Linked DNA regions of Mus musculus: regions 2 and 3 are each linked to region 1. The links are chromatin loops, found by intact Hi-C in ENCODE. Cell type or tissue: left cerebral cortex. All regions are shown on one strand.

Region 1 (8,000 bases):
CCTGCATTATCATGTCCTTCCTAAGCTTTCTACACATCGACCCCAATTGTTAACCTTTATAGACACACAGTCAAATCTAACTTATTTTGAGCCAAACATTTCAAACAGTTGCAATGGACAACTTTGTCCCAGGCTTGCCTCTTGAGTTCTTGGCAGCCTTCCCTTTTGTGTAGACCAAATTTGAGGGACTACCAAGCTGAACCCAGAAGACTACATGTCTGTCAGACTTTACATTATATTGTGACACTGAGAAGTAAAGAGTGCTCATGTCTGCCCCAGTTAGGCCAGGAAGTCAAGGGCAGCCCCCAAAGAGGACTTTCTGTTATTGGTGAAGCTTCTGATCATGTGACCAGGAAGGGACCACAGGCCAGATTTGACAGATAAATTTACTTTCATGTCCTAAATACGGGGCTCCTCTTTCACTCCAGCAACCTTTTTATGTATCTGCTCTCTGGATAACATCTCTTTTTATGCCTAAGTGTTACCCACACATTAGTTAACTGTGTCTTTATTGATTAACGTAAATCAGAAATAAAACTATGAAATGATAAAAAGTAAAGGTTAATCTTATGCACCAGCCATCGCTTCCCACATTTATATGCACCCACCCACGCAGTCACGCATGCGTACCCATGCAGGCACACATAGCACACACTAATACATGCAGCACACATACACACAGAAATCAACGGGTGTGGTGAATTACTAGCAGTTGGTATGGTTTTTCTCTGTTATGCTGTTGGACCCAGGTATTCCACATAATTCAAGTAGAAAGGCTGTAATCCCACTTACCTAGTACTAATAATTGATAAAGACTTAAGTGCATTCGTTAGCCAGGAATCTGTTAGGCCTTCGATCTCTGCCCTTAACTGCAGCCATGCATCCCTCTTAGCAGGGCCAAGGAGTCCTGAAACACCGGAAAAAACAGGCAGTCAGGAGGTGAACACTGCCTCTGGAATAGGAAGTTTGGTGTCCCTTCTGTCTACAATAAGTAATTTTTATTTTGGTTTTGTCATAAAAAGGTACAGACATATCAATATGGATTCATCCTTTCAGAAGTGATTGGTCACTATTTGTTCAGTATTGAGTTCTTTTTAGACAATATGTAGGGGTCAGATTCTTGGCAAGATACTCAGGGACCCCAGTTTTCCTCCCTGTCTGAGACTGGAATCTCACACAGCTGCTGAAAGGCTCGGCAGCTTCTGGGCCTGAGTCCCACTGATGAGGCTGGGGCATGTCAGTCAGAGGAAGCGGTGGGGTTCCTCCAGCAGGAACACAAATTCACCACGTAGAATGGTCTCTTCAGAATCATAGTTCTGCTTTGGGAAAGTAGCCCCAGCATCGACACAGCTGTTGCAGTGCTTGCCAAACCGGTGCCTGCGTTTAATGATACTTTATGGTTTTTTTGTTTTTTTTTTTTTTGTTTTTGTTTTTGTTTTTTTTTGTTTTTGTTTTTGTTTTTTTTTTTTTTTAGAACTAAATAGCTATGTTGAAAATCCAAAGGTGTTCTATCCAACTATAAGAAGAGGTGGGAAGAAATAGGTAGGTTAAATTTTACAGAGAGGCTGGGCTATCTGCCATTGGTAGCACACATGGCTGGTATGCAAGAGGCTCCAGACACTGACAAGAAGAAAAGAAAAGAAAAGAAAAGAAGAGAAGAGAAGAGAAGAGAAGAGAAGAGAGAAAAGAGAAAAGAGAAAAGAGAAAAGAGAAAAGAGAAAAGAGAAAAGAGAAAAGAGAAAAGAGAAAAGAGAAAAGGGGGAGGGGAAGGGAGAGGAGGGGAGGAGAGAAAAGAGAAAAGGAGAAAAAAGAAAAGGAAAGAAAGAGGGAGGGAAGAAATGAAGGGAAGATGAAAAAAGAAAAAAGAGAAATGCAATCTAACCTTGCTTTCATGATAAAATGAGATCACATGAACATCCATTCAAAAGGAAGGTTTCTTACTTAAATTGTATTTCAAACACTGGGAGCAAGGACAAACAATATGCAATTATAGATATTTAAAATTAAAGCTACTTTCTAGAAAGTCTTATGTTTCCACATTTCAATAAAAAGAAGCTAATAACTGACAGAGAATAAGCTCTCATATTGATTAAATTTTCTAAGGTAGAAGATGATATGTTATCAGTCTCCCCAATTTTAAAAGAGTTTAAACAATACTCTATAAAGGGGGTATGAAAATATAAATGATTCAAACAATACTCTGTAAAGGGAGTATGCAAATTAAATAGTTTTATACTTCTCAGAGGGATGTTTAGTTTAAAAAAGTTTAAACATACTGTTTACAATTATTTTAAAAAGTGTCTGGGACAGAGCCTTAGAGTGAGTTAGGAGCTAAGCAGGAACGAGAGCCACATGGTGTCAGTAGAGCCTGCAGGGCTCAGTTATCTATGTGGAAATGATGCCTTCCCTGCAAAGCTTCCTGTCATTTCAACTGTTCATAAGTCTGTGACTCTGCCTTGTTTTTTACAGTTGCTGAGGGTTCCCTGAGCATCTGATGTGATTCAGTGTTAGCAAACACAGGAAAACAGACACGCAACCCCATCCTCAAGGTGGAAACAGATGGGGGCAGTGGGTTCGCTGTGGATGGACATTATATTTATCTTACTCTAGGGTGTACGTGTGAGCATACACATAGAATGCGTATGCGTATTTAGAAAATTCATTTTCTTTTGGCTTACTTTAGGTTTTTGTTCCTCAAAGATGCTTCATTTTAAAAGGAAAACAAACAGCTTGCTGGAAGAGTTGTGTGTGTGACTCTGGAACTAATCTTGAAAATGCGTTGACCTAAAAACTGATTCTAACAATAAAGACGATCCATTTTTTTTCCTGTATCTAGAAACACAGCTAGACTTGCAGTCTGAGGCTAAGGACCTCAAATTATATGAATAATTTATTATAAAATTATAAGTATAATGTGATTTAGATACTACCAACAGTGTATTGGAACTTTTAAAATCCAAAGATTACAGAGAGCACTATGTCCTATGTAGAGATACATTGTCAGACGATTTGTGAGGTTTTTTTTTTTAAACATCCAATAGATCTGTTGCACATTTTGAACTTTCACAAACTGCTGCATGAATATTCTCTCAGAGATTGGCACTAACTGAATAATTGTGGCTCTTATCTTTACAAGGACCTCTTGAACACCTCCTTCACTTGTCTGTTTTTTGTTGATAATGTCAGAGTAATACAGACGAAACAGAGAAAACATCCTAAAACACAAGGTTTCCGCAAACGGCCAAGTCCTTTTTCAGGGTGCACTGAACGCTTCCCTAGTAATCCCGAGAGCAGAAATCCAGGCTCGTTGCTTTTCAACTCGAGCCTTCATGGTTGGCTTTCCTTCATGGTTTTCTTTCCAGTAGCTAATTTCCACTGTGAAACTACAGCTTGAGTGTCAGAGTGCTGATACTGGGTGGAATCGGCCCCACGTACCTCCAACATTGTTCTTGTAGGTGTTATATAATTCCTTTACTCTTCTGTAACGAAAAGCCAGCTTCCTCATCCAGTCCACTCCTCCTCTCACACCTGTTGGCAAACAAAGGTTCGCACTACTTGCAGCTGCATGGAAGCCATCAGTTGCAAAACTGTAGGTACTGCAACACCCAAAATACATTAAAAAGAAACAGAAGAAATAATTACATGTGCAAAACTCCATAGCTGAATTTCTGTAGGAAACGGAAGACTGAGAGCGCAGCTTACCTTAAGTCCTGACCATTGTCGTCGGAGGAAACATCATCTATATGAACTTGATCACACTCCTGGGAAAAGGGAACAACAGACATTACCTATCACCCAAATGTGGCTAACACCTTCAGGTTTCCCATCATCCCACAGCATCAGGCTATGGCCACGAGGTGGCAGTATGGGTCCATTCTGCCTTCCCTCTGATACCTGCTTTCTTAAGCAGGCAGGGAAATGGTACCACCTCTTTGAGATCTAAATCCATAAAGCAGTCTGAAAACTTGGGGTGCTTTGAAAAATAAGTTTAATCTTAACATCATTGATAAGAATAGCTCTCTAATCTTTGAGACCAGTGCCCTTGCTAAGCTGAAAGTCTGCACCGTGCCTGGGGTCCAAGCATCTGAAGTGGTCACTGTTTCTTATTATTCGCTTGGTGGAAGTGGAGGGGTCCTGACCTCAGAACACGGCGTCTTGTGAGCTTTCCAAGACTTCCTGCTCTTTGCTGGTGTGAAGGTGTCATTTTACTTAAAGTCCTGGTTTTCTGATACAGAACAAAGGTAGTGGCCATAGAGACTGACACCTTCTTTCATCGGGCTTTAGTGTTTTTTAAATGTCAATGAATATTAGTAGTCTTGAAGATTTACATACCAAAAGCAATACAACCTCCAAGGAAAATAAATTTGTTAAGTTTGCCCACATTGGATCTGATTTCAAGTTAGAATTTGCTTAACGCAAATAGGGGCTTCCACATAGAAATTGGGCTCTTAGAGGTTCAAAAAATCTTGTTCTGACTTTAAATGATCTGCAAGGCTGCCGTGAAAGATTTCGTGATTTGAGGCAAAATTTGCTGAAGAGATTTAAAATGCCTAGCTCTCAGAAGAGTAAGTCCACAATTAGCAGTTACAAATGATCATAATTCATAATAAGTCAATGAGAAAGCGAGATGGAGAGAAAGGGACAGAGGGAGAGGGAGGGACAGAGACAGACAGACAGAGACAGAGACAGACAAAGACAGAGACAGGCTGATTGGCAGGGGATTGAAGCTAGGCCTGCACATGCTATGCAAGTGTTTTACTACTGACAGTGTTAACATTTCCCAGCTTTTGGGCCACTTCAAATGTATTATAATAGACCTGGAAGGGTCTGTAATCAAGTACCAAATGTAGAGTCTTCAGCCCCCACTCAGGATGTATTAACCCCATTTCAATGGACTCAGACTACCTTTAATGGACAGACTTGGAGGCCAAGGAGATGGCTCAGCAGCTGGTACAGAGCAAGCTGCCGAGCCTGAGGACCTGAGCTTGCGCCCAGGAGCCCACATGTTGGAAGGAGAGAAAGGACTCCCACAGCTTGTCCTCTGACCTCCACATGTGTGTGATGTGCACTGCGTCTTTTCACAGGTAAGTAAAACAAATGTGAACCAAATAAATAATAAGACACAAATTAAGCGGTGAGCACAGTCAGGAAAGTGTTCGTATGTGACTTCAAAATGTATTTGGGATGGAGAGGTGGCTCAGCATTGCAAAACATTGCTGTTCTTCCAGAGGAATCAGGTTTAGATCCCAGCACTCCTGATGAGGCTGATGCCTTCTCTGGGCACTGTATACACAGGGAACACATAGATACATGCAGGTAAGACACCCATAAATGTAAAATGAAAACAAAAACTTCAAAAATCTGCGTGTACTTACTCTAGAAGTTCTAAGGTTTACATAAATTACCAGTTAGTGATTTTCAAATAAACCTTTACCTATGTTCATAGGTAAGGGCTGAGGGGACTTATTCTACCTGATGCAGCTGAGGGTGCATGTGGGAGAGACAACCAGGATATATGGATTTTTAAAGGCATGCTCTAGAGGCAGGAAATAATCAACCCAGGCATTTGGGGAGTAAACAGGTTGGACAAAAAACTTAAAAACTAGAAGAAAGGCATTTATACAATGGGAGATATGCTCAAAGTATGCAACATAACTGGTTGAAATGGGCTTATATAGTTGGGCAGTGGTGGTACACACCTTAAATCCCAGAGCTTGGGAAGCAGAAGCAGGTGGATTGCTGAGATTTGGAGGCCAGCCTGGTCTACAGACAAAGTTTCAGGACAGCTGGGGTGCACAGAGAAGCTCTGTAAAGAGGAAGATGAAACAAAGAAAAGAAGGGAGAAAGAAAGAGAAGAGAGAAAGAAAGAGAGAAAGAAAGAAAGAAAGAAAGAAAGAAAGAAAGAAAGAAAGAAAGAAAGAAAGAAAGAAAGGAAGGAAGGAAGGAAGGAAGGAAGGAAGGAAAAAGTAAGGAAGACGGAAGGAAGAAGGAAGGAAAAAGAAAATGTCCTCATGTAACTCTATCACGTTCAGTGAGTATAAACCAATAAAATAAAAACCTGAATCAAAAGCAACAGACTTGCTTCTTGACCACATTGCAGAAGTCTAGGCAGTGATAGTACTTGGCAGAGTTTCTCAGTCATTTCGAGTTCCTAACACAACGTTATAGTGACATAAATTAATACCCTAGATGGCGAGGCTTGTGGAAAGTGTGTGTGTCATCAGTAGAGAAAGAAGAAAAAGAACAGAATAGGAGATGAGGCCGCCTGAGCTATCTTGGTATCCCACAGTTGAGAGGGATGAGGGCTACCCTGAAACAGGAGGCATTGCACCTCCAAAAATCAGCCTTTCAGATGCAAGCGTTTCAAGCTGCCACCCCGGGGCTTTAACCTGACTAAGCAGTTAGCATGGAAGCTGGAAACCCCATTTTCCTCCAGAATATGGAGGCACTTAAGGAGCTCTCACAACCTAAGTGTCTTCAGACATGGTAATATTCTTTAAACAAGTGTTAACATGTATAGGTGTTTGGCCTTCATGTATATCTGTGTACTGTGCATGTATCTGGTACCCGTTGAGTCCAGAAGAGGGTTGGTTGCCATGGGACTGGAGTTGCAGAGAGCTGTGAGCAGCCGTCTGGGTATTAGGAACTGGACCTAGGTCCTCTGGAAGAGCAGCCAGTGATTTTAGCCACTAAGCCATCTTTCCAGCTCAGACATGGTGATATTCTTGGGAGGCGTTTAGAGAGAAATTAGTACCTGCAGCTTCTCACTTTGCTGAACTTCTGAAAGCGTTCCTTATGTAAATAACCTCCATCTCTTAACATAATATGCTTATTCTATAAAACCCCCAAAATGGTGAGGGGGATTTTTGTGAGCGCCTCTAACCACCAGAAGCTATTTTTCTAAAACAGTATTTCTCCATTCTAATTTTTTAAAAAGCTCTCCTGACATTTCAAGTATTAGCCCACATGTTTAATTTATACATAACTTGCCCCCAAATTCATTTTTTACTCCAGAGGACAACAGCTTATCAGACTCATGGACCGTGCACTCTGTACTTGAAGTTAGGTTTGAGGGTCTTCCAAATCTATCTTCTCTTTATATTTATGCTTAGTAATGCTGTGTGTTGACTCTGGACAGTTGCCCAGGGATTACAGTCCAGTGAAAGAAACTTGAACTTCAATTATATATATATGGAAAGATAAATAATTGTTCATCAACTAGTTTTCATTGTGGAAACCATGCAGGAGTCATTTTAACCTAAACCTCACATGCTCCAAAAACATTCAAGGGCTTTGGTTTTGAACACAGCTTAGCAAAGACCTCAAATTCTTAAAATAATTCTGGTGTTAATCATAAATGCTTTAAATTTGTCTTACAAGGGAACCACAAAGTTGTCCCTCATCTATTCCAGGTATAAGTCAGAACACTCTTCTCTCACATTTGTGAACCCCAACTCCCTGGTGCTTTCTCCTCTGGAAGTTATTCTAACTGAAATAACATTTTTTTGAACAGAGAGCATTCTCTTGCCGGGGGTGGGGGTGGGTGGAATGGAATGAAGTGTTGAGTGCTCAGATTCAGATTTGCAAGTTTTAAGGATGTTTGAGAGGAACAGCTGCCAGTGCCCATGGTGTATCGTGGACTGAAGTTTTTAATGTTTCAAATAGACATGTGAATTCTCACAAAAGACCCTGAGAGATTAAATATACAAGAGAAACAATGCTCACAATAAGCTAATGGTATACGGACTGTTTTGAGCAATTCTGTATGTCAGCAGAAGCAGGCTTAGCTCAATTCCTGTTATGGAGCCTTTGTAAGAAGCTGGCTGGCAAAAGGGGTATTGGAACAAATATGATGTTTAAAGTTAGGCACCCAGGACAGGAGGCATTGAGGTAAGTAACCAAAGGGACTTGAAAGTTACTGTGTGCATCTCATTAATCCACTGCTTGTCCATGCCACTTGGAAATATACTTTTGTATTCCTGGGCTCATCTACCTGTGCG
Region 2 (8,000 bases), 570 kb after region 1:
AAGATTGAGAAAAATAATCACAGTAAAAGTAATCACACTTAAAATACAGTTTTGCTTTGCTGCTAATGATATTTAAATGATATTTAAACGTTGTCTCTGAGGATGCCTCATCTTGAACTCATTTAGTGAAATCTTTTCAATTGTCACTAATTTCTCATAAATAAGTAAATAAAGACCACGTTGTTGAATTCTCATGGAAAATGTGGGGATGGGAAAAGACAGCAGAGTGTTTTTTTCTCAGTCTAAGTAGCTGTACCAGTGAAAGGATGGCGAAAATCTGTCTTTCTTATACACAAATGGGTGTGTCATACTCTTTATAAGCAAATGGATATGTGATAATCTTTATATGCAAATAGGTATTAATCTTTATGTGGAAATAGGTATGTATTAATCTTTATATGCACATAGGCATGTGAAACTCTTTACATGCAAATAGGTATGTGATAGTCTTTATATGCAAATGGGTATGTGATGGACTTTTTATGTAAATAGGTATGCAATAATATTTATATGTAAATAGGTATGTGATAATCTTTGTATGAAAATAGTATGTGATAAGCTTTACATGCAGATGGATATGTTATGATCTGTATATGCAAATAGGTATGTGATAATTATGTGACTGTATCAAGTGTAGTTGGTGCAACAACATAGTTTCTGACATAGTTTTCCAGTCACCAAAATGTCTCCAATTTTACCCACCTACTCTGCTTACCTCCCTAATATAGTATGCCTCCCAAGCAGACTTCTCAGTGTATCACATGTGTATAAATCTAACAATAGTCACTACTGTATTGTAAGCAAAGTTCAAAGGGGCAGATTCCTCCATGTTGTGATTAACTATTTCCTAACTTATGAAGGTGATAACATCAAGACACTGGGGTATCAGGTTGTGCCGTAGTGTGAGACCTGTGTGCATTTGCTTATGGTCAAGTTCATGATGCTCAGGTCTTAGACACAGTAAGGCCAGCCACACAGAAAGCTCCTTAAAGGACTTCACAAGTCAACAGAAGGGTCCTGGTCATGGACTCATTGAGAGTCCTGAACAATTCAGAAACAGTGCCCCAAACGATCCATTCTAGTTCAGTAGAAACTACTGTGGACAGAATGATGAAGATCAACTGTAAATTTTCTGGAATGAGAAATAACTTTCTAAAGTTTCTCTAGACTATTGAGAATTTTAGATGCTTATAAATTTCATTTGCTTCCAGTTTAACTCAAGAAATATAAACACCTTACCTCCCAAATGACACATGTACTAATTAGTCTTCTAGTTGAACAGAAAGTAATAGAGGCGACAGGAAAATATTTGCTTAGGACTGGGGAGATGGCTCAGTCCATAAAGTGGCTGCCAGAGAAGCATGGAGGGTTGGATTTGGATCCCAGGACCTACATAACCCAAGCATTGAGAGGCACAGATAGGTCTCTGAAATGCATTGGCTAGCCAGGCTAGCTGCAGCAGTGAGCTCCAGGTTCAGAGTCAGACTCCATCTCTCAAAACCAGGTGGAGAGCCATAGTGTAAGTTACCTGATGTTGACTTTCCATGCACATATGTGTGCACACATATCCACACGCATATGGGTACACACCCATACAAACACATACATATAACCACACACACACACATGCATACACACACTTCCTGATAGAAACCTGTACAAGGTGTTGGTACCTCTTAATGTGTTTCTTTTCAGGATATGACAAGCGATAAGAGCCGGCATGACTATGGTATGGTAAGTGTTGAAACTTAGCTTTACAAAAGAAGACCCATGAAAGTGGCCAAGAGATTATTTAGTCAGTGGTCTGCCATTGTGAGACCCCGACTTAGAGCGTTTCTTTCTGGAAGGTAAAGCCCCTGGATGTTCCCCAAAATTGTTTTCCCTGATCTCTAAAAATGCAGCCAGAAAGAAGCTCTTTGTTCTCTATAGCCAGCAAAAAGCCTTTTTGTTTCTGTGTGCTACAGCCAGAGATGCGATAACTGTAGGAAGACCTACAAGGACATGGAGATAGACACCGGAGAGGAGGCTGCAGCTCACTACTCCACCCCCACCCCGCCCCACTCGCTGCCAGAAAAGAGCTGTAGCCAACTCTCCTCCCAACTCCTCCCAACTCTTCCCAACTCCTCCCAATTCCTCCCAACTCCTCCCAACTCCTCCCAATTCCTCCCAACTCTCCTCCCAACTCCTCCCAATTCCTCAGCTAGCTGTTAAAAGCCCCCTACTGTCACCGCTGGGGTCGAACTCCCCTGCCCTGTGAGGTGTAATGTGCGAGGGGTTCGTCCTCAGCTAGCTGATAATAAAACCTCTTGCAGTTTGCATCAGGTGTGGTTTTCTCCCGGGTCATTGGGGTGTTGGCCAGCTCATCCCTGAGCGGAGGCCCAGCTTCGGGGGTCTTACACCATCCTCTTCTGTATCCTGAACTCTAACCTCTGAGGAAGAGCCTCTGCAATTGGTGCCCCCAAAGGGTTTCTTAATTCTTCCCTTCAGTTTAGATGGCTCATGGGTCAGCAGCTGACCCCAGAATAAGGCATGATTGAGCAATTGCCTCCAGAGCAGCAGGACGGGCAAGGGGCCACATTCTGTGATGCTTTGCCAGAGCAAAGGGACATAGAAGAGGGCAGAAAGCACAGGTTACTTCTCCACCATAGCCAGACCATCTTCACACAGGTCTGCAGGTCAGACCATCTGAAAGCCAGTGTGCTTCTCTATCTAGTTATAGAAAAACTATCAAGGGTGCCTATAGAATAAATATAAGATTTGTGATTCCCAGATGCCATTGCAAAGTTAGAACTTTGCATTTCCGGGGTCAGCACGCTGCATTTGATGTGCTACTTAATTAATTCTCCTTAAAATTTTGATTCGGAAGCTCAATGTGTTTAAAGAACGACTTCAAGGCCTAAACAACACAGCCTTTCCAGCTCTCTGACATGTTGCCTGTAACTAGAAAAATGGGCAGAGCCAGAAGCTTTCTGCCGGGAGAGCTTTCGTTTCTCCTCTTTTGTTTTATTAACCTCGCCACAGCTGGTGCAGTTGAAAACACTCTTTCACCACATGCTTAGCAGAAGCTCAAGTGGAGTGGAGAGCACCGCCAAGAATCTGTCTGCGAGATTCACCATCAGAACGTCAGGTTTCACTTCGAGTCCTGCTCCTTTCTGATACAGCTGACAGAAACACAGGAAGTGTGCGGCAGGAAAAGCTCTCCCCAAACCATCACCCACTGATTAGTCCCCAGGCAAAGCAACAGACCAGTGATATTTTCACATCCACACAGGTACTCAGAGCTGCCAGCTTACCGAGCAGCAAGGCACTTTTTAAAACGCTGTTTAAAATTGATAAAATATTTCAACCAGTATCAATGCTTGCTAGATCCCTTGTTTTCTCTCTCTTCTTTTTTTTTTTTTCTTTTTTCTTTTTTATTAAATTTAGCTTTGTTGGGGGCTGGAGAGATGGCTCAGTGGTTAAGAGCACACACTGTTCTTGTAGGAGAGCTGAGTTCAGTTCTAAGCATCTAGTTGGGACTACTTGAGTGTTTCTGGTCTTTGTATGGTGGCTCCTCAGGTAGCTAAGGAAATCTCTAATTGCTATGTTAACTGCAGACAGAGGTCTAGCTCCCTAGGAAGAACAGTACTGGTATCCCTTTTCTTGTGTAAATTCTCTCTCTTCTTTTAATAGGCATTTTATAATCTGTAGGCTATTAATATCTCTTATAGTCTATAAATTATTTTTGATGGTTGCCTAATATTCAGATTAATACATACATTTACTATTGTCACAGATGTCATTGTCTGATGGAATACTTGTCATAACATCGGATGAGCATTCAGGGTTTTGGGGTTATTGTATTGTTTTGGTTTTTTTGCATTTTGTTGTTGTTTTGTGGGGGTTTTTTGAGAGAAAATACATTTTTAACAGAATTTCCCAATTATATGAGATGATATATATATATATATATATATATATATATATATATATATATATTTATTATAAAAGACAGACTTGCTTTCTTTGCTGTCTGGAATTTTGAAGGGCTCTACTTTTAGTGACTTTGCGATGGAATGATCTCCCAGGTGTAGGATCTCACAGTGCTTTCTATTCCACGGTGTTGAATTCATAAACACATCAAGAGAAACTACTCTGGGACCCACCACTGGGTGTATCTTATCTAGGTTGTGGGAGGAAGATTCTGGAGAGGTTGAGCTGACAAAGCTTGCCTTTACTGTGGGCAGCGCTGTCCTACGGGCTAGGATCTAAGAGTGAATAAAAAGAAAGTAAGCTGAGGGCCAGCATTCATGTCTCTCTGGTTTTGGACTATGGACACAGTAGGACCAGCCACCTCACATCCCTATCACCACAGCCAGGGGGAGTCTTGGCGCCATGCCTTTCCCTCTTTGGTGAACTGTATTTCACTGTAGTCTGTAAGTCAGAAGAAACCTTTTCTTCTTTCCTTTCTAGGTGTTCTCTGACAACAACCAGAATGGGAGCTACCTCCTCCTACCGGTTATGACAAGGTGGTACAGAGGTAAACATTACTCAACACAATATCCCATCATACATGTGTGCAGCACAAGCATTCAGTCAGAAGACAAATGTTTATTTAAAGCCTACTATGTGGAACTGGGCCTAGACGGACACACCTATAACCCTAGCACTTGAGAAACTGGGGATTGGGAATCTCAGCTACATATCAGGTTTGAGACAATCTTGGGTAACATGCAGTGCTGTAAAGTGCAGGAAGTTAGAAAGGGGCTATTAGAAAATGGTGCCAAGAGGCTCTACCAGCAGCTGACTGAGACAGATGCAGATACTAACAGTCAAGCATTGGACTGAGGCCAGGGACCCCTATGAAAGAGTTGGGGGAAAGATTGAAGGAACTGAAGGGAATGGCAACCCCACATGAAGACCAACAGTGTCAACTAATCTGAATGTGTAGGAGCTCCCAGAGACTAAGCCACCAACCAAAGAGCTTACATAGCCTGGTCCTCCAAGGCCCTGGCATGTAGGTAGCCTTGTCTGGCCTCAGTGAGAGAGGATGTGCCTAATCCTATAGAGACCTGATGCCCCAGAGTGAGGATGGAGCAGAAGCACCCTCTCAGAGGTGAAGGGGATGGGGAATGGGGGAAGAACTCTGTAAAAGGGGAGGGGCTGGGAATGGGGACAACATTTGGGATGTAAATAAATAAAATAATTAAGAAGAAGAAAGAAAGGGGTGAAGAAATCCTAAGGGAAAGAGTACAGTTAAATATGTATGATACAGAAGTAGAATGGTGTGATACTGAAAATTTAAGAGTTAAGAGGAGATAAAGGTACAAGATAAGGGGTAGAGGACGAGAGTTAACCCAAACCAAGACACGTGTGTTTCTGGAAGCAGGGGGGATGGTAACCCTATGGAAATCCTCCATTTTATAAGCCAATGTAAAATATAATTTACTTAGTTACTGAAGAGTTTTGTACATTCATGTACATTTTAATGAAATTCACCGTGAATGGTTACCACAGTAGAGCAAGACCCTTAGCAGACATCAGCAGCTTCACTGGCTACATGTTAAGCCTTTTGAGCCTTGCTGCTCTTATCGCTAGACATGTGCATTGTGTAATGACACAGTAGCTAGGCTCCTCAATGTTGAGGCTGCTAGCGCCAAATGAATTAGACTAAATTATCTGGAAGGAGAAGAAGTGGATGAGTCCCAGTATGGTTTAGGAATGAAGAGATGAGGATTTCCTAGTGGAACTGGTGTGGGGCTTAGAAGAAGAAAGGATTCAAGGAAACCAGCTTTAGGCAACCAGAAGGTGATAGGGTTGTTTATTTGGATGGAGAAAAGTGGGAAGCTGTGGGGTTTTAAAGAAGAACCTTTGCTCATGATTCAAACCTCATCTAGTTTTACAGAAATATCTATGGGACAAAAAAATTAAAAAACAAAAAAACAAAAAACAAAAAAACATGAAACGGTTCATTTGAGCCATAGGACAATCCTTACCCTATTAACCTGTTAACCTGTGCCATCAAGAGCTACTATATATACTTCATTGGTTGTCGTAATGCAACAAGGTAACAGATAGAAATCCTTTATTGTTGCTGGTAAAATGTGGGCCACTATCAGCAGTACACCATTGGCAGCAGCATCTATACACATCCAGCCATCCTTGGTGCTTCTTAGTTCTCTTCAGACAGTAATGAAAGAGGTAGACACTCTGACACTGTCAGTGAGAAACACTGAAGAGATGGAGACGTAGAAGATAATGTTAGCAAATAAAATCTCCTGGTGTTCGGACAGTATAGCAATGGTGTGCACCTCACACCTCACATTTGCAGACAGTTTGTCAACTGATCGATTTTCTTAGCACTGATGACCGAGACCAGTCCTGATATCTTAACGTCAGATAAATACTATCGACTGCAATTAACCTGTCTTATCTGATAAGAGCTGGCGATCTAACTGACAACTGTCACAGCTTTTGGAATTTTCTTCTCATGCCTCTGGGCAGGTGGAGTCTGTAGTATAAAGCATGTGTCGTATCTGCAAGGTTCCCCGTCCAGAGTTGTAGCAAGAACCAAATGACACATGAGAGGATGGTATTCAAAAGTACCTTCTACCAATGAAATGTGTAGTAGGCACTGTAGAAACTATTTACAAGCTACAAAGATGTGAGTATTTGCCTTGTATCTTCTTACCACACCCCATGGCAACCACAGCATCTAATATTTATTCCAAGGCATTTACCATCCTTCAGTGGATTAAAGGAATTACTATTGAAGACAACAGATGATAAAAATATCGTGTGTCTAATTTACTGTACCTAGAGCTTAAGTTCAAAGTTTTGGCATGTTTCCTAAGTACTTTACACCTTACTCACTGTATCAAACAACCTTTAACAATTTCAGTAGTTCAAATTCTTTGCCAATAATTTTTGGCATTCTCTTTCCTGCTTCCTTAAGGAACGAACAACATAGCTTTCTGAAGCTTAATAAAGACTAAACAAAACTCTACAGTCGTCATTTGGAGTAAGACTCCCGAGTTGGAAGCCAAGCTATCTGGCTGACCTTGAGTAAGTTTGTCAACCACTAGGTGCTCCTAAGAGATAAGGAGAAAGGTAATATCACCTCAAGGAATATCATTAGGAGGAAATAAGCCACTGTTGATCACACCATCCTACATGCGACACAACCTGTTCACAATTCCACACTGTCCCTTGAGTCTCTGCACTAGTACCCTTCTCACTGAGATGTAGATAAAATATAGAACGCTGCAGGTATAAACAAATAAATGGCCTTATTGACTTCTAACTGTTCACTCCCAACACAGTGTGAAATTCCTGACAACAGTCTGAATATGTTTGCTTTTAGTCCCTGCTGACCGTAGTCCCTGGCACACAGTATGCACCTCATGGTTTCTGTTTGTTTTTCTGGTACTCAGGATTGAACTCTGGCCTTCACACACATGCTAGAAAGCACTCTACTTTAGATCTGCACTGCCAGGGTCTCACAAATGTCTGCTTAATCAGTGCATTTTATATGAATACATTCTAACAGAGCAGCAGGTCTCATGTGAATTAGAGACAAAGATCCTTTATGGCACGCCTTTCTCTAAACTGATATTAATAAGTAGTAACAAGAACACACACGGACCTCAATGTTCATTTTTTTCTTCTATTATAGATGTCATATTATGAGAAAATCACTATATCCAACACTTCTTGTAATTTTTTTAAAAAATTTTTGTGGGTGCCTATAAGAACTAAGGAATTGTAGGAGGCTTTCATGAGGCTATGACTTTCAAAGGAATTAGGAGAGTTCTCTGTGACCTCTTTGGAGTCCTCAAGAAAGGATTGTTACAAAAACCAGAGACTAGCCCCACCCAGCCTTTCTGCTTCCCAGTTCAAAGGTGTGATAGTGTCTTAGTCAGGGTTTCTATTCCTGCACAAACATCATGACCAAGAAACAAGTTGGGGAGGAAAGGGTTTATTTGTCTTACACTTCCATACTGCTGTTCATCACCAAGGAA
Region 3 (8,000 bases), 280 kb after region 1:
AGAATATGACCAAATATATTATATACAAAATTAGAAAAGCCAGCTCTTACAGCAGAACACACTCTCTGATGAGTGAGTGGCTGTGTTCCACGGAGTAGCATTTGGCCAGCTAGAGTCCAACCACGAGCATGCTGCTCTATGCCTATGAGCTCTGTCAGGTTGTTATAGGAAGTGCAATGAGCATGGAATGACTGTCAGTCACCTTATGTTGAATGCCCAAATGCCACAATTGGTACCTATAATTCCCGTTATAAAGACTTCACATTGTCTTCAGAAGTAGTCAGAAAATAGAAACTGCTGATTGGCTTGATACAAGACACAAGATTTAAAGCATCATAAAGGGGTGGGGGGATGAGAAACTAGTGTGGAAGAGGGAGGCTCCATCTAGGTATGGGAGAATAGGTAGAGTAAATCTTTATAATAACCATGGAACATGGAAAGTGTGTTCTTTATATATGGGACAATTAAGAGCAGGGACTGCATGCTGGGAGAAGGGGACACTACAGCTTCACTGCACAGCAGATTAGAACATCAAAAGGAGAGTTTATCTCCTTCATAATCCCTTACTTTCCTCACTGCTATGCCTTGCTGGGGAATTTCCATCTCGGCCAATAAGGGAAAAGAACAGAAACATACTCTGTGAGTTATACAATCTCTCAGAATTGCCAAAAAGGAAGTGACCGAATAGAAATGTATCATTGCTTTTCTGTCAGTGGGGGATAGAAGATCCAGTTGTTAGCAGTGTTTTCTGTCAGTAGGGGATAGAAGATCCAGTTGTTAGCAGTGTGTGTTCTTTATGACGGTCTGGAGAAAGAAGGGGATACTGAACTCTCTCCCGGGTTATCCCTGATGCTGGAAGACTTCGACCTCCCTGGCTACTTGTTGCCTCATAGCAACCTCTGCCTTCAGCATCACAGATTAGTCTCCTCATGTATCTGTGTATCCGAAGTATGCAGTCTACATTCACACTAAACAAGGGACCTATCCTGCTCCAGTGTGACCTCATCCTAACTTGACTAATTATGTCTGAACACCTGTCTTTCTAAAGAAGATCCCCTTCTGGCAACCTCTATACAACTCCTTGAACATGGAGATGCTACGTTGATGCCTACATAGAGCCTTTACCTCTGTGTTCCACTGTCTTTGTACAAGAAGGTACTCTGCACACTATCTGAAGAAAACAGCGTTAAGGCTGCCTCAAACCCTTTATCCACAATGGTGTATTACCAGCAAGATATTGCTAGGGCAAGGGTGGTATAAAGCTTATAGGTGTAACCAATTGATAATTGGTTTGACTTAAGGCCCACATCCAATATTGCCTGGGCAACCAAGAACATGAGACTAGATATTCCAGGGACCTAGGGTAAAACTCAATAATACTTGTCTAAACAGGGGGGATGTAGTGATAAAATGACTCCTAATGATATTCTGCTATGTTAATACATTAGTGCCTTGTTCAGCCTTCTGATGTACTGTTTTGGCCTGAATTGTGTTAAGGCTTGTTTGGGAGAAAACTGGAATGAACTATTTTTACTTAGGTTTATTTTATAATTTTCATTGTATGTATGCTTGTTTAGAGGGTAACACATGCATGAATGCAGGTGCCCAGGAAAGCAAGAAGTGCAGATGCCTCCAGATCTGGAGTTATACAGGTAGTTGTGAGCCACCTTAACTGGGGCTGGAAACTGAACTCAGGACCTCTGAAAGAGCAGTATATCCTCTCAGCTGCCCAGGCACCTCTCTAGACCCCCAAGTGTGGATTATGAACAGTTACATCTGCCTGGAATTGTTTTAAGTGTTAATGTATTATTCATTTAACCTTCTCACAACCCCTGTAATGTGAGTACAATGATAATCCCATTTTATAGATGGTGAGGTTGTGGCACCGAGAAGCTCAGCAACTTTGCTAGGATTATGCAGGAAGTTCATGGCACACTTTTGTCTGTTAGGCGTAGTCCATTATTTGGAACCATTTCCAGTTCTCCTATTAAATGGGTAGAAATTGTCTGGGGCAAGCTATGTAAATTTTCTGTTCTTCAGTTTCTTCATTTCTGAATGGGGATAAAATAGTAACATCCTCATAGAATGAATGCATAGACAGCATTTAAAATACTGCCCAGCGCTAAAACCAACAACACACAGAGCGAACGACTGAGAATTTATTGTGTACTATGGAGCTAATTGAAGCCATGCTGCCTCCTGCTGCTGATTAATTGTGTCTGGCTTCTAAAGAAGGATGATATTGGCAGATTTTCTTGCTGTTTTATGAAGGATGGGACTCAGCTGTCAGTTTCTATGGAAATAAGAAAGAGGAGGTCAGAGGTGTTTTTGATAGTAGCACAAAGGACCTTTCTATGGTTTTGGGACCTTTATATGGATGGCAGTGCTTGTAGCCTGGGCATCCAGGCTTCTAGAAGTCACCTTGACCTTTCTCCTGCCTTGTAAAGGGCAATGAAAAGGCACCAGGTTTGGAGGAAGAACAGTTTAAAAAATGTTTCAGAAACTAGGATTCTGAAAGGAAATTAAAAATTCTTAATCCTGCACCACAAGAAAATCTTGTTCTGAGGGCCTGTGGAGCAGTTATCAGCCATTCTTCAGAAAACGCAGCGTTTGCATGTGGAGTGGACTGCTCTCTAATTGCTGCAGTAGGCTACCACTAGGAAGAACAAAGGAAATATTTAGCACGTCATAAATTTTTCTGCAGCCCTGCGGAGTGGCTGGAGTTCAGATTACACGTTTATAACTAGCATTTGAGAGCAATTTCTACTTCACTTTGAGAAAGTTGTTGGAGAAGCTGCTGGGTGCTTTCCCTCCTAAGTCTAGAGAAATACCGACCAAGTGTTTAACAGACCTGTTTTGGGCTCAGACCCTATGGAGCTTGGAGAGATGTAACAGTGGAATCCATTCCTATTGAGATTCGGTGTTCAATGGAAGAAGTACAATCTCAGGAAGTAGGAAAGACAGACACGGGAATGGTTCACGAATGTTTGGAAGCTCTCAATCCTCTCTGAGGACCTAGCCTGAGACAGTCAAGAGAATAGGCAGGACCTAAAAATAGACTCAGCTCTCATTGCCAAAGAGAACGGGCTAGAGAAAGGGAGTAAATATCTTGCCAAGGGTAGAGCAGCCGCCCAGCACAGTTAGGAAAACAAAGCCACCTCAATGCAGTAAGGGCAACAAGAAGCCACTGGAGATCAGTTGGTGGAAGCTGGCCGGATCTGGAAGCCGCGTTCTGTGTGTCTGTGACTCCGTGGACCGGCGTAGCTTGGTCTTTGGATAAGATACTTCAGCTTTATGTACTTGGATGAACATGTTTTCTTAGCAGATAGAAATGCACTAGAGTGGTTGGGTAGTAGTTTGTAACTTATGAGTTCTATTTGGCTTTCCATTCTGTGGCTTGGCAGGGCCTTACAAGTTCTCTGTCATTCTCCACACTGATGATTGACAAAATATGGGAACACATTATCCCCTGAGATAGTAAGTTGATGTCTCAACCAGCCCATGGTGAAAGGGCTTTCCAGTGGAAGAGAAATGTATGGCTTCTGGAGTCTTGCTGGGTAAATGCTCCAGTCCCCCAAAGAAAAGAGTTGACATTTTCACTGGCTTGACTAAATTCTTAGTTGCTTATTGACTATATTGGGATTTTTTCCAAGCAAATTTGTATGCTCATTTTATTTAATTAAGATTTTAAAATATTCTAATATCAAACTCCTATAGGCTTCAGTTGTGGAATAAATTTTAACAGGTTTGTAAACCAGTACCTTACTGTCTTCTGTTTACTGAAAATTAAAGGTGAAGGTTTATTATTTAGAGTTCAGCTAGTGAGCTGGATATGGGACTAATTTGTACCTCAAATTTACCATTTGCTGCCTAAATAGCTGCTAGGCTAAGCTGGGTAGGCATCCATTTCCTTGTCACTGCTGTTAACAGGCACAGTTCCTCTTCTCATCGATGTTGTAACTTTCCTAACCATTGCTTGTTTGACATAATCGTTTCAGTTCTGTAGCTCTCCCCACTGTGGAGAAGAATTAGTCTAACTTCACAGCACGTGTTCTGAAGGTAAGCAGGTTGCAAGGAAAGGTTCTGCTTTTGTTGTTGTTGTTGTTGTTGTTGTTGTTGTTTTTCTTTTTCTTTGTCTGCAATGATAACAACCACAACAGCAACAAAAGGCAAATTTAAAAATTTAATAAAAATTTTTTATTATTTTGTTGGTGAATGGTCTTCACGTGCCGCAATTACACAACAAATTTCAAGAATGGATACTACATTTATTGGGTTGCTTGGAACAAAGGAAGAGAACAGATGAGCTGGGTATGGTGATTCCTGCCTGCAACCCCAGCACTAAGGAAACTGAGGTAGGTGGGCTGCCATGAGACTGAGACCTGCCTCACCTCTATGGAAAGATCCTATGCCAAACAGGAAAAGAGGAGGTGCTGCCAAGAAGACTCACGAGGTAAAGGTGACTGCCACCAAGACTGATGACCTGAGCTCCACCTTGGGGTTCTCTTGGTGGAAGCAGAGAGTTTCCACAAATCGTCCTCCAATGTTATATGCTGTGGCATGAGCTCACTGTTACACACGTACATCCTCTCTCTCTCTCAATTAATGTAATAAAAATTTAAAACAAAACAAAAAACAGAAAAAGCAACCTAACATGTTTGCATATTTTGAACATATTTTCAATGTCTAAGGAACTAAAAGGAGAAAGTATGCGATAATATAATTATATTGTGTAAAAGCTTGCCAAGTGATGTAATGTTTATGAGTGCCCTTTTGTCAGTTAATTTTCAAAGGAATTAAAATGTGGAGACAACTCTAGACTAGACCCCACCCAATGAGTTGCTTACTCTTAACAACATTCCATGCCGCTACCACTTCCTGCTTATATTGACGGGGGTGGACCTGTGTTCCAAGATACTAATAATGTCAAGTTGAGAATGACCTGATGTCTATGGAAAGTTTTTTGAATAATTAATTAATAACAAATCTAACTATATATTTTTACTGACATTTTAGTGATTCAATAAAATTCAAGTATTTTTAAAATAAGTGTGAGATTAAAAACAACTCTTTCATACACACAATTCTAAGAGAGAATCTTTCATTTATTGTTAAGGCTTACCAAATTGAAGGTCTCGTGTTTTAAGAAGATAAAACAAGAATTCTTTCTCTCTCTTTCGAATAAATAGGCTATCTCACCCATGAATAATGATTAACGTTCTTTCCCTCAAAGAAAAGCCTCCTAGGAGTTCACACCTGCAGCATTCAGGAGTGTTGAGCCCCATTACCTTGAAAGAAACTTAATAATCACTCTTCACAGGTGAACTACGTCTTAGCGGGATATAAAAAGTTGAGATAAACCCAGCCTGCTTTGTCCAAGTGCTGTTATTTTCCCAGCAGTCTCCACCCCACCAAGTCACTGCAACAATACTTGAGCAGCTTTGCAGCTATCCAGAGGGGCTGTTGTAAATACCTTTTCTTCTCAGCTTAGTTCTGTGTTTATCAGAGTCTCAAAGGAAGTTCTGAAGGTCAGAAAAACAAGCTGCTGGAAAATGCAGATTCAAACCCCAGTAATAAGGCTGGATTTTCACAGGTGAGACTGTCTTATCGTCATCCAGGTCTGAACAGGTCTTAGTCAGGACCTGCAGGATCCAGTCTTAGACATATACACTTAAATACAAATGGAGTTTTACACTCAAGTGCAAGCCAGAGCATAAATTCGTAATGCTTAAAGTATAATGTATAGAGTACAAAGTATAGATGACTCTCCGAGTAAAGTTACCAGTGAGAGGCCATACGCATGATCTGTGTGCTGTTTATGGCTCATTTAGATGTTTTCTTGGCTTTCAGGATGGGTGTGTGTGTGTGTGTATAAGTTTTAGAAGGGGGACTGGACAAAGAGGGGGGATCTGTGAGTTCGAGGCCTGCCTGATTCACAAAGCTAGCTGTAGGACAGTCAAGGCTACTCAGAGAAACCCTGTCTTGAAAACCAAGCCCAAAAATAACAGAAAAGTGGGGCTGGCGAGAGAGACAGCTGCTCCTGCAGAGGACCTGAGTTCACTTCCTAGCACCACAGCATCTGTCACTCCGGTTTCAGGGGATCAGACACCGTCTTCTGATTTCTGAAGAACCTGGACTCATGCATTTAAACCCACGTAAAATAAAATTGAAAATAAATTCCTAAGCCCTCCAAAAGACCCAACAAGCAGCTAAAAGAGTCAGATGCAGATATTTGCACCCAACCTTAATGGACAGAATCTGCTGATCTCTGTGGCTGAATTAGGGAAGGCTGGAAGAAGCTGAGGAGGAGAGCAACCCTGTAGGAGGACCAGCAGTCTCAATTAACATGGACCCCCGAGATCTCTCAGATACTGGAACACCAACCAGGCAGCATACACCAGCTGATATGAAGCCCCCAACATATATCCAGACTACCAAGTCTGGGTTTAGTCAGAGAAGATATACCTAAACCTTAAGAGACTGGAGGCCCCAGGAAGTTTAGAGGTCTGGTGCAGTGTGTGTGTGTGGGGGAGGGGGAATCCTCATGGAGACAGGGGGATGAGGAGGAGGTATGGGATGTGGAACAGTCGGAGGGTGAACTGGGTGGGGAATAAAATCTGGAGTTATAAATAAATAAATAAATAAGAAAAAAGATAAACATGCCCAAACTGCAAAAATGTCCTAATAAATTTGATTTGTTTAATAAGTAAAACAAGAAGAAAGAGAATTAAAGCACACATCGATTATTTAAAACTTTTTTTCTTTTCTTATTTTTTATTAGATATTTTCTTTATTTACATTTCAAATGCTATCTATCTCCTTTCCTAGTTTCCGCTTCAAAAATCCCCTATTCTCCCCCCTCCCCCTGCTCCCTAACCCACCCACTCCTGCTTCCTGGCCCAGACATCCCCCTATACTGGGGCATAGAACCTTCACAGGACCAAGGGCCTCTCCTCCCATTTAAAACTTTATAAAGTCTAAATCCCTCTACTACTAGAAAAGTTCTAACTTCTAGTCAACAATCCTCCATCTATACAACCTCCTTGTATATGGAGTCCAGCGAGAATGGCCCCTGTAGACCTCCTCCTTGTAAAGGGAGTCCGGCAAGAATGGCCCCTGTAGACCTGGGCTATACCCTCAGAGCTTTGTGGCTCATGGACAGTTTCCTTCCAGAACGGTGGATGTGTATTCCTGGATTATGGAAGTTACCATTCGCTGTCAGCTCCCCTCTCACCGCGCAGTTGCTTTTCACTGGTCCAGCTCAGCGAAGGGGCTTCTGGAGCTGCTCTCATGGGTACGTGGGTCTCAGCGGAGAGTCATATGCGCATTCTCTCCATCCTTCAGGCAGGCGCTATGGGAACAACTGTTCATGAAATGATAGTGTTTTTTACGTTCAAGAGGTCTAAAGCAGAGAGACGCATATTAAACACATAAACAAAACATTCAAGGCCTATGATGAATATGCCCGTGGGGATGCCGGAGAATACAGTGAGGCAGGCTGAGGGGAGAGAGAATTTATTCAGCTTTGAACAGCCTTCTCAGGGCAGCCAAAGGTGAAGTTGGGGTAGGGAAGGTCAGCTTCTCTGCCTTGTTGTTCTATCCCAAATTTATTTATGATAATCAGCTCTTCTAGAATATAATAATGGTGCTTTTATCACAGGAATCAAAAACACATTAACTATTCAAACACTGGGCTGGTGAGATGGCTCAGCGGGTAAGAGTGCTCTTCCTAAGGTCCTGATTTCAAATCCCAGCAACCACATAGTGGCTCACAACCACCCATAATGAGACCTGACACCCTCTTCAGGCGCGTCTGAAGACAGAAACAGAGTACTTAGTTATAATAATAAATAAATCTGGGCCTGAGTGAGCAGGCCAACTGGAGCAAGCAGGGTTGACCAGAGCGAGCAGTGGTCCTAAAAAAGTTCAATTTGCAGCCGGGCGTGGTGGTGCATGCCTTTAATCCCAGCACTCGAGAGGCAGAAGCAGGCGGATTTCTG

Evidence for each region. Hi-C counts contacts between places; a loop is a spot of excess contacts. Peaks named below come from ENCODE experiments on the same cell type or tissue, not always from the same donor. Only the 100,000 strongest peaks of a DNase experiment are listed, where the experiment ranks them.
Region 2: a loop joins it to region 1, with 3 times the contacts of the local background. A loop is called at or near these places in 7 of 42 quality-filtered maps.
Region 3: a loop joins it to region 1, with 4 times the contacts of the local background. A loop is called at or near these places in 16 of 42 quality-filtered maps.

The regions. Positions count from the first base shown.
Region 1 is chr10:23,113,118-23,121,117 of GRCm38, forward strand. It overlaps Eya4 (EYA transcriptional coactivator and phosphatase 4), which reads right to left. Exons shown (of 19, transcript NM_001347372.1): 14 at 3,703-3,761; 15 at 3,436-3,596; 16 at 793-907. Among named protein-coding and RNA genes, the nearest start is that of Gm24655, 50 kb to the right of the region's middle. In left cerebral cortex, CTCF peaks have their summits at 2,344 and 3,853 (motif pointing right); DNase peaks (open chromatin) are centred at 3,856 and 7,589.
Region 2 is chr10:23,684,117-23,692,116 of GRCm38, forward strand. No RefSeq gene overlaps it. Among named protein-coding and RNA genes, the nearest start is that of Gm35291, 23 kb to the right of the region's middle. In left cerebral cortex, no CTCF peak of the experiment used is centred here; a DNase peak (open chromatin) is centred at 3,110; H3K4me3 peaks cover 481 bases.
Region 3 is chr10:23,391,656-23,399,655 of GRCm38, forward strand. No RefSeq gene overlaps it. Among named protein-coding and RNA genes, the nearest start is that of Eya4, 46 kb to the left of the region's middle. In left cerebral cortex, no CTCF peak of the experiment used is centred here; a DNase peak (open chromatin) is centred at 3,087.